3 separate regions of the Homo sapiens genome follow, and all the other regions are linked to region 3. The links are chromatin contacts, found by Hi-C in ENCODE. All regions are on one chromosome and are shown on one strand. The core of a region is the stretch at or near the end of the contact, and the rest is flanking DNA. Distances in the headings are between cores, read along the strand shown. Region 1 has its middle 6.3 kb from the start of ALLC. Region 2 overlaps TRAPPC12 (trafficking protein particle complex subunit 12). Region 3 overlaps LINC01250 (long intergenic non-protein coding RNA 1250).

Region 1 (2,864 bases), core at 104-2,603, 750 kb after region 3:
GCGCTGTTTGCTGGCTACTGAGTGAGAGAAACAGCGCACCACGGTGACTGTCAGGTGGAAGCCTGGTGAGGCCTGGGCAAGCGGGCAGCTGCAGCTCCAGCCCCAGCAGCACCTTGAAGCCCCTCGGCCCGGTGAACATGTGGGCCCTGGCAGCCACCTGCCCCATAGTTCTGTGGGGGTCAGCAGTGCGTGCACCTCCCTTCCAGATGCTCTGCTCCTGGGGCGTCTCGCACTTGTCTGGGGCTCAGTTTACTCCCATACAGGCGAGGAGCTTGGGTACAAACACCTCTGCCTCCACACTACCCCTCCCATGTGGGTACCCACTGTCACGCAGTCCCCACCCTGCAGACCCTCCACCAGGCTTCATGGAGGGGAGTCTGTGTTAATAGCAGGCACAGTGAAGGCGCACGGGGCCTTTCTTTGTACCTGGTTAATTCAGCAGTGTAGGATTATGCTTGCTTTAAAGCAAACGTGAGGGGCTATAAACACTGGGCCTGAAGTCAGAACCATTACCCTGATTTTATTCCCATAACTTCCGAGGAGGAGACCTATTGTGTAGACTGCAGAATCTGATCTGCAAAGTAGGAGGGAAACGGTTTGGTTAAGGAGAGAGCCGGGATTTATTAGGTGCTGCATTGAGGCATGACCGGAGAGCTGGCACGCGTGTATTTCTCAGAGCCCTCTGAAGCGTGGGCTGAGATGGATGAGCGCAGACACACAGCCTGGGGCTGCCCGGCGGTGGCGGCGGATCCGTGGCTCCATACTGCCATCTAGTGGGAAAAGAGGACGAGGACGGCGGCGCCCACACAGGCGCGGGGAGGTTTGCAGAGCCACGGAGGGCGCTCAGGCCGCCGATGCTTGCGGGAATTCTTTTTGGGTGGGTGGGTGGGTGGGGGGGGTGTGTGTGTGTGTGTGTGTGTGTGTGTGTGTGTGTGTGTGTGTGTGTGTGTGTGTGTGTGTGTGTGTGTGTGTGTGTGTGTGTGTGTGTGTGTGTGTGTGTGTGTGTGTGTGTGTGTGTGTTAGGAAGGGAGACGAGTTAAAGGCGTAGAAAGGACAAAGAGCAGGCGGGAGCAGGAGGCAGAGGCCGAGGTGTCAGACTCTTCAGAAAGCACCCGGCCTCGCTCCGCGTGAGTTCTCATCCTCAGTGGCACCCACGTTGTGTCCCTGCGGTGACAGCAGCCACGTAGACCTGACGACCGAAAGAGCAGTCAGGAGAAAGAAAGGTCACTTTGGCCGTTGATGGCAAAGACGAACTCTGGATGGAGGCTGGGCCAACCCCATGCGGAGCTCCATCGGCCGGGGAGGCGGGAAACATGCCCGGCGTTTCTTCAGGGGCAGGACGAGATCCCTGACAGATGTCGCGTGGCTCTCAATCGTCCTTATTCGCGGGCAGCTATTCATCCGGATGCTCCTCCCTTAGGCCTGAAACTGCTCTCGCGCTCTGCCCACGCCGTAGAAGGCAACTCAAGGTCACTGCATGGAAACCGTGCCCTTCGCTTCCCCTGTGGGCCCATCAGGGTCTGTGGCCGGTGAGGGCTGAGGTCACCAGACGCAACCCGGCTCAGCTCAGCAGTTCGGAACCAAGAACCACACGTTTCTTAGTTGCAAGCAGGAAAATCGCAGTCGGGCTAATTTAAGCACAAAGGGAATTTGTTGAAAGCGTTTTGGGAGCTCGCAGGAATTCTGGGAGGCCCGGAGCCCCGCCTCGGTGCGTGTGGAAGGGAACAAAGCCCATGGATTGTGCCGCCCACCACGACCTGCAAGGGCCCCTCGGCTGCCAGCAGCAGGTGCGGGTGGTTGCTAGGCTGCCCGCTGTTGCTATGGAAGCGGCTGTGCTGCTGTGTTTGCATTTCACTAGCTTCCTGTGCAGAGCCTGGGGGCCGGTCTGTCTGGTACCTAGAGCTCGGGGCCATTTTGTGGGCCTGCACAGGTTGTGCACTGCACAAATCCAGAGCCACTATTCATAGAGCTACAATCCGCACAATTCTACATGGAAGCTTTGTAGGCGTCCATGCCTTAGATACAAAGGAGGCTGGGAAGCACATATTTTTCCATTTCTATGGTGGGAAGAAAATGTGTTTCCTAAGGATGGAGATATCCCAAACAGCGTATATCAGTTAGCTTTTGTTGTGTAACAAACCACCCCAAAACTTTGTGATTTTTTTTTTTTTTTTTTTTTTTTTTTGGAAATGGAGTCTCGCTCGTTTAGCAGGCTGGAATGCAGTGGCGTGATCTCGGCTCACTGCAGCCTCCCGGTTCAAGGGATTCTCTTGCCTCAGACTCCCAAGTAGCTGGGACTATAGGCGTGTGCCACATGCCCGGCTAATTTTTTGTGTTTTAGTAGAGATGGGGTTTCACCGTGTTGCGCAGTCTGGTCTTGAACTCCTGAGTTCAGGCAATCAGCCTGGCTCAGCATCCCAAAACGCTAGGATTACAGGCGTGAGCCACCACGCCTGGCCAAAACTTAGTGATTTTAAATAATAACCATCCATTTAACCATTAATCTTAACTCTGTAGTCAGCAATTTGGACTGAGCTAAGCTGGGCAGTTGTTATGGTCTTGGCTGGGCTCACTCTGGTGTCTCTGGGTAGCTGGTGGGGTGGCTGGTCTCCAGTGCATCAGCTGGGAGGCCTGTCTGCAGCCTGCAGATTCTCACTTCAAGTAACTGGCCTGAACATGTCTGCAGGGTGGCAGCAGCATTTTGGCGCTGCTTCAAAAAGAGTGGGTGCACACGGGGCCCCCCGAAGCCTCCACTCAGAGCTGGAGCATCACTCTGTCTCCTTCTGTGCCCCAAGTTGGTCATGAGGTGAGCCCAGGGGTCAGGAAATAGACTCTGCCCATGATGGGAGAAGCTGTGGAGTTCC
Region 2 (2,846 bases), core at 73-2,572, 560 kb after region 3:
ACAGGCTTCCCCACAAGACCTTCTTAGGACGTCACCCCAGAGCTCTCAGCCCGCAGGGAAACAGCTTAGAAATCAAGGAGCTGAACTGAGGCTGTCATCTGTTTTTCCGTGTCTCCTGGCTCTCGCCAGCCTGTGCAACGGTGTTTTTTGGCTCCTCTCTTTGTTTGGAACGCACCCCACACCTGGCTCACCTCCCACACTGGGCATCAGGGTGCCCTGTGTGGAGCTAGTGTCCCTGCAGCCAGCTGTGCGTACTGAGAGCTACTGCAGGAATCAGCTAGCAGCAGGCGCTCCGGAGCAGTGCTCGTAACACCTCCTGGGCTGTTCGAAGACAGCGACCTTAACTCCCACACCCATGCGGCTTTCATGGGGCCAAGGTCATTCCTGAGCTTGATTTTCAGCAAGGCAGAGCAGGCAATTTACCAGCGGAGAACTGTGCTCACGGGCTCTGTCATGAACCCTGAAGTGGCAGCCCTGCTTTATGCACGGACCCTGCAGCATCCCCAGAGGTGACTGTGACCCCGGGCACTGCTCCGAGCAGGCTGGGTGCGGGTATAGATTCACAGCCATCAGTGGCTCAGGCATTCCATCAGGAAGACGTGCAGCCCGCACCCCGGCTTTAGCGCAGCCCCAGTGCCCAGTGCGGGGCCGCTGCCTTTGCGCTTCTGCGTCTACGTCAGGCTGGACGCACAAGGAGACTCGGCGTCCTGTTCATCCTCGGTAGCAAGCGACCGTGACGCAGCCTCGCACTACTGCAAGCCTCAGCCTCCTCCTTAAAATAAGGGCATAGATCTGAGATCTCTGAAATCCCTCCCAGCTCTGACATTCACACAGCTCTCTCCTCTCCTTCAACACACTGGATAAAGGAAATTACGGTTTTCAAGTTCTGTGGTTTTGCTCAGAGCAGGTTTTTCTTCCGCTGCCACTCCTGAGATAGTCCCACTGAGGTCAGGTGGCCCGCACAGGTGCTTTGTTCTGGTCCTCACCCTCCTCCCACCCGCCCCCTTCCCTTCTCCAGCCCCCTCTGGCTTCTGCAGCAGGGCTTGCCCACCTCTGAGTGGGAGTGAAAAGTAGGCCCTCCTGCTCCCCTGCCCTGGTGGCCTCTTCACCACCCAAGGCTTGGCCAGCAACCAGGTGACCCCGAAGCACCCGGCCTGACCCCTCTGCCTCCCAAAACAGGCCATTCTCCCTGTGCTGCCTGTGGCCAGCCCTGACACCCCCACCTGGCGGTCTGGGCGGTCCGCAGTAGGCCTCCACCTGCTGAGGGCATTGTCAGCGTCACCTGAAAGTCACCAGCTTGCCGGAACATTCTTATGCAAAGACATGAAGAATCAATTATAAATTCACAGGACTGACGTTTCACTAATCATGGGGCTAAAACTCCCCAGGGAGGAAAGTTCCCTGTTCCACTGGCGGGCTTTCATTTGCATTTTAAGACACATTAATAGAAAACGACGGAATGGGCTTTTCTTTGTGGCACTGTGGTAGTAACACCACCACCAGGCTCCGAATGTGAGTCTTCTTCCTGTATTGCTGGGACTCAGTACAGAACATATTATTGCATTTCAAAAATACTTTTACAATGGACATGATTTAATTTGAAAGTTCAGCTTAAGCTTTCATTTTCATGAGTTAAAAAAAGGAGGCAAAAATGTTGCAATTAAAGCCAAGCCAAGCATATGCACTCTCTTGCCATCTAGTGAGCATACAGGGTATTGCAACAGTGTGTGATCTTAATAATATGGGGTATCCTGTTAATTAAATTATGTATATGGGCTAACAATGAGTTATTTAATCAGCCATTTAATTATCTTGAATAACATTTTTATTACAGTGAAATAAATACCAATTTAACTTCTTAGCAATGAAATGTATTCATACGTTTTAGCCCTGGATAAATCTGCATGATATGCTATAATGCACAGTGGCATGTATTATAAAGCATTGAAAATGTCACTATCTTCACTTTTTAAATACTTCTTCCTCTCCTTAGGCCTCACTGTAGCCTTAGGGCACCTGCACTGGCAGACCATATGGATGCAGGTGCCTGCCACCTTAGGTGGCTTGGGCCCCCCCTCCCCCGGGTGCCCCTGGGAGGCCACTTCCCTCCTGGTGTCCCCACAGCTCGCCAGTATGCACATCAGAACCCGCCGTGGCTCCGCACATGATGGAAAGGAGCACGCAGCTGCATCAGCTACCTTCCGTCTTGCTGAAATTAGACTGCAGAAGTCCTTGCTGGTTGCAGAATGGTTGTAAATCTAGTTTCACGGCCTGTAAACACGTGTGGCTGCTGAAAAGAAATGGTGAAGATTGAGCTAAAATAGACTTGTCCCTGGAAGTAAGTCATTCATGTCCTTTACAAAAGCCAAATCCACAGGATCTGGAGAGTAGGTTAAGCTCTCTTGAGGAGCTTCTTTTGGCCATTTTACCTGTGAAGGGCTGTTTCCTCTTCAGTAAATAAAGTCATTAAGTAACCGTCAACCTAAGGAAACTTTGTAACACAATCCCAAATCCTCATCTGCTGTATTGACGATGGGCCCCCTGAAGTGCCCCAGAATTCTTCCCCCAACTGCAGCCCGGACACACAGACACGTGTCATGTTCACACCTGAGGGACTGGCGAGCGCTACTGTTGCTGAGCTGGTGGGAGTGGCTGCCGGCGGGTGCAGGGGCCCCCGAGATCCCTTCTCTGCCGCGCCTGCCCCCGGCCTGGAATCCAGCTTCCTCTCACACGGCTCCCAGGCCTGTGCACGTGCTCTTTGGGAAGAGCCATGCCTAAAGTAACTTCCCATCAAAGAGCATGGCTTGGTTTCGTAAAAACCTGTCTTTTGTCATACTAGATTATCT
Region 3 (2,862 bases), core at 290-2,789:
ACTCACTGAACAGATCCCCTCCTTTCCAAGAGGACTCCAGAGTAACCTTGGAAACAGAGTTTCTGGCCACGAGGGGATAGGAGGTCGGGCAGGCATGGTTCTACTCTCTCACTTGCTAATCGTGATTAGGCTTATGCCCTAAGGGTAAACAGAAACCAGCCCTTTCAAAAGAATCCACCACTGACATCAACCAACTACCAGATGCTGCCTCTCCCTTTTGCAATTTCAGTACCACAATTGAGCAGCTTTCCTTCCTGATAACAGACCACTGGCCAGGGGGCCAGGGAGTGGTTCTGGCCAGTCTAGAAGGATGAAGAATAAGGGTCTTCATGTCTTCTGCTGCACCTTTTGAAAGCAGAAAACTCTACCCTCAAATCAAGCTATCAGCACCATTTTTCTTTAACATGGGTCGAGGAGGCATGAAGCTCAATTGCACGTGCCTGCATTTTTCATTTCATAAATATTCACGACTCCTCCTATAGCTTATTGAATATTTATATTCAGCAACCTCACTCACAAAAAATCCCTGTTCCCTTTGCCCCTGCCTCCTAGTGTCTGTTTCCAGCTTCTGTCTGGAGGCTACACTTCCCAGCCAGTCAGAATGGCTGGTCTGCAGGCTGCAGCCCTTTAGGAGAAATGAAGCTCTCCTTTCCAAATTTATAAACCTCAGTGTTCTTCAGTGACAGGGTAATCTGGTACCTCAATGTGAAGGCACACTATTTCATCACAGAAAAAAAATACAGTAGAAAAATAGAGACTAGTCTTTATGTTGAATGTATAAAACTGTTTATATGTAGACAAGTAAGAAAGGTAGGTTACAAACAGTAGGTATGGGATGAATCACTTCAGTCATAAACAAACAAATGCACACAAACACATATGCCCATAGAATAATAACCATGAATTTATTTCCTCAAACACCTATCTCTATGGAAGGAGTGTTTTAGTTTTATTGTGGGGCTCCTTGTTTCTTCTCATTTTCTACAGTTCATATTAGTAATTTGCAGTCCTACTGACAAATATTATTAAATACAAATAGATCAACCCAAGTGAATTTGATAACTAGTAATGAATCGAGTCAGGCTTTATTGTTCATTCTTTCCTGCCTCACTTTACATGAGCCCCTTAGGAAATGCCAATGAGAGAATACACAAGTGGCATAGAATATGCATGCTGAAATGACTCCTTTTGTGAATAAGTTAATCCCAGAGAAGGCAAGTGACTTGACCAGGCTCACTCAGTGTTAGAACAGAACCTGGGCAGAGTCTCCACTTCCTGATTTAACTCAATACTTGGAAAAGGCCCTGCCACAGAGGACAGGTGTTTTCTTCTTCATAATTACAAAGTAGGAGAGAAGAACTTGGAAACACTAGTCTTACCAAACTGATAACCTTTCTGATATCACTGATGGTCCACTCGCCCATCAGTGATATGTAAAATAATGGGAGGACTGTTCTTCAATTTTCTTTAACACTGATATGAATTCTAAACACAGAGATACAGTAGAATCTCGAGGCAGCATCTTTTGTCGTTTCTGATAAGCACGAGTGCTTTGAGTGTTGTCAAAATGTGGAACTGCAACTCACAGAGGAGGAGGCTGCCAAAGCAATGAGTTTCAGCTTTGCTGTGAAGTCTGACTTGGTTGAGGAGGGCAATTTGCCCTCCAGGATGGGGTGCAGTGTTTAAAATACTTGTCACATGAAGGCAGTGTCTCAGCCCTCCCAGAAGCCGCGATGCACCCCCAGCTACAGCAGGACTGCCTTCACTGCTTCCTACACATTTCCCATTTGCTGGGTTTTGAAAGTCATTATGAAAAGAGAAGCCTTGAAAGAGAAAAGGAAAGCAAATTTCATGGTACAGTCTTTGTGAGCAGCTCTCAGCAGGAAGCATCTCCATGGTGACCAAGGTCTGCTCCTGGACGTGGAAGAGGCAGTCACCACCCCCTAGGTTAGAGGAGACACAAGTTGCCAAATATTAACAGGAAAGACAAAGACTTTACAAAACTTTTTGTGGGTGTTCTCATTCACTCTAACGTCTCATCCAAGGTCTGCTCATGCCTCACAGAAAAGAATGTGACTTAACCTAGACAACACCAGTTCTTCAGGTAAGACATCACAAGCCATCCTCAGGTGGCCAGCGAGGTTCTCAGAAGATCAAGGCCATGGAAGTTTCTCTCCAAGAGCTGTCAGTGGTGGGGAGATCAAAGGCCTCCATTCATTCAATATTTATTCAGCAAATATACAGAATCAAGAATCAAGCTGAGAGCTGAGTTCAGTAAGCCAGGGAGTCATCCAAACAGGTCGCAAAAATCAAAGGGGAGGTGAGAAGCAGGTATCAGAACTCAGCGCCAACTGCCAAGGGAGGGAAGGAGGACCTGGGAGGTTCTGCCGCCCAGGCTGGAATCCCAGGCTCTCCCCACGGCTGTGGTGCAAGCCTGGAAGTGACGAGAGGAAGGCTGGACCAGAGGCACCTCCTGATGGGGCACTCCTCCCCACGTGCTTTTTCAAGAGTAAGGGGGACAGAACTGCAGCTCTAGCCTAGGAGAAGCAGTGCCAAGGGTGATTTCGAGGGAATCAAAGCCTCACTCCCACTCCAGGAAAGGCACAGACCTGCTCAAAAAACATCCGAATGCATGTCTGCACAGAGGGTCTGCACAGAGGCAGAGAAGCATGAGAGGAGGAAGATATGATGGCCTTCACCCAAGGAGCATGGCAGAAGGTACTTCTGGTCCACTAGAAGTCATCCACACTGGCTGGATGCCACTATCCTCTTCTTTTTCTTCAAGCCTCTAACAGGCATATTGCCTGGTCCTGCACTGACCCCTCTCTGTATGAGAGCTCTTAGCTTCAGCTCTGTCGATGG

What was found. Hi-C counts contacts between places; a loop is a spot of excess contacts on that map. Pooled maps may share reads with other maps.
Region 1: a map with no recorded cell type shows a loop between it and region 3 (11-fold over the local background). The contact joins two enhancer-like sites. A Hi-C loop is called at or near these places in 8 of 37 single-sample maps with no recorded cell type and 5 of 50 pooled maps.
Region 2: a pooled map shows a loop between it and region 3 (6-fold over the local background). The contact joins two enhancer-like sites. A Hi-C loop is called at or near these places in 3 of 37 single-sample maps with no recorded cell type and 4 of 50 pooled maps.

Annotation. Positions count from the first base shown.
Region 1 is chr2:3,650,423-3,653,286 of GRCh38, forward strand. It overlaps a transcript of ALLC not described here. Among named protein-coding and RNA genes, the nearest start is that of ALLC, 6.3 kb to the right of the region's middle. RefSeq lists enhancers at 1,129-1,408, 1,519-2,267, 1,519-1,758. Within about 2 kb of position 1,354, at least 23 of the 41 ENCODE cell types and tissues checked have a DNase peak (open chromatin) inside an H3K27ac peak, as active enhancers do.
Region 2 is chr2:3,460,734-3,463,579 of GRCh38, forward strand. The region is part of intron 8 of TRAPPC12 (trafficking protein particle complex subunit 12); the gene reads left to right. Among named protein-coding and RNA genes, the nearest start is that of TRAPPC12-AS1, 21 kb to the right of the region's middle. RefSeq lists an enhancer at 1-822. Within about 2 kb of position 1,323, at least 8 of the 41 ENCODE cell types and tissues checked have a DNase peak (open chromatin) inside an H3K27ac peak, as active enhancers do.
Region 3 is chr2:2,899,897-2,902,758 of GRCh38, forward strand. All of the region lies in intron 5 of LINC01250 (long intergenic non-protein coding RNA 1250), which reads right to left. Among named protein-coding and RNA genes, the nearest start is that of LINC01250, 220 kb to the right of the region's middle. Within about 2 kb of position 1,540, at least 5 of the 41 ENCODE cell types and tissues checked have a DNase peak (open chromatin) inside an H3K27ac peak, as active enhancers do.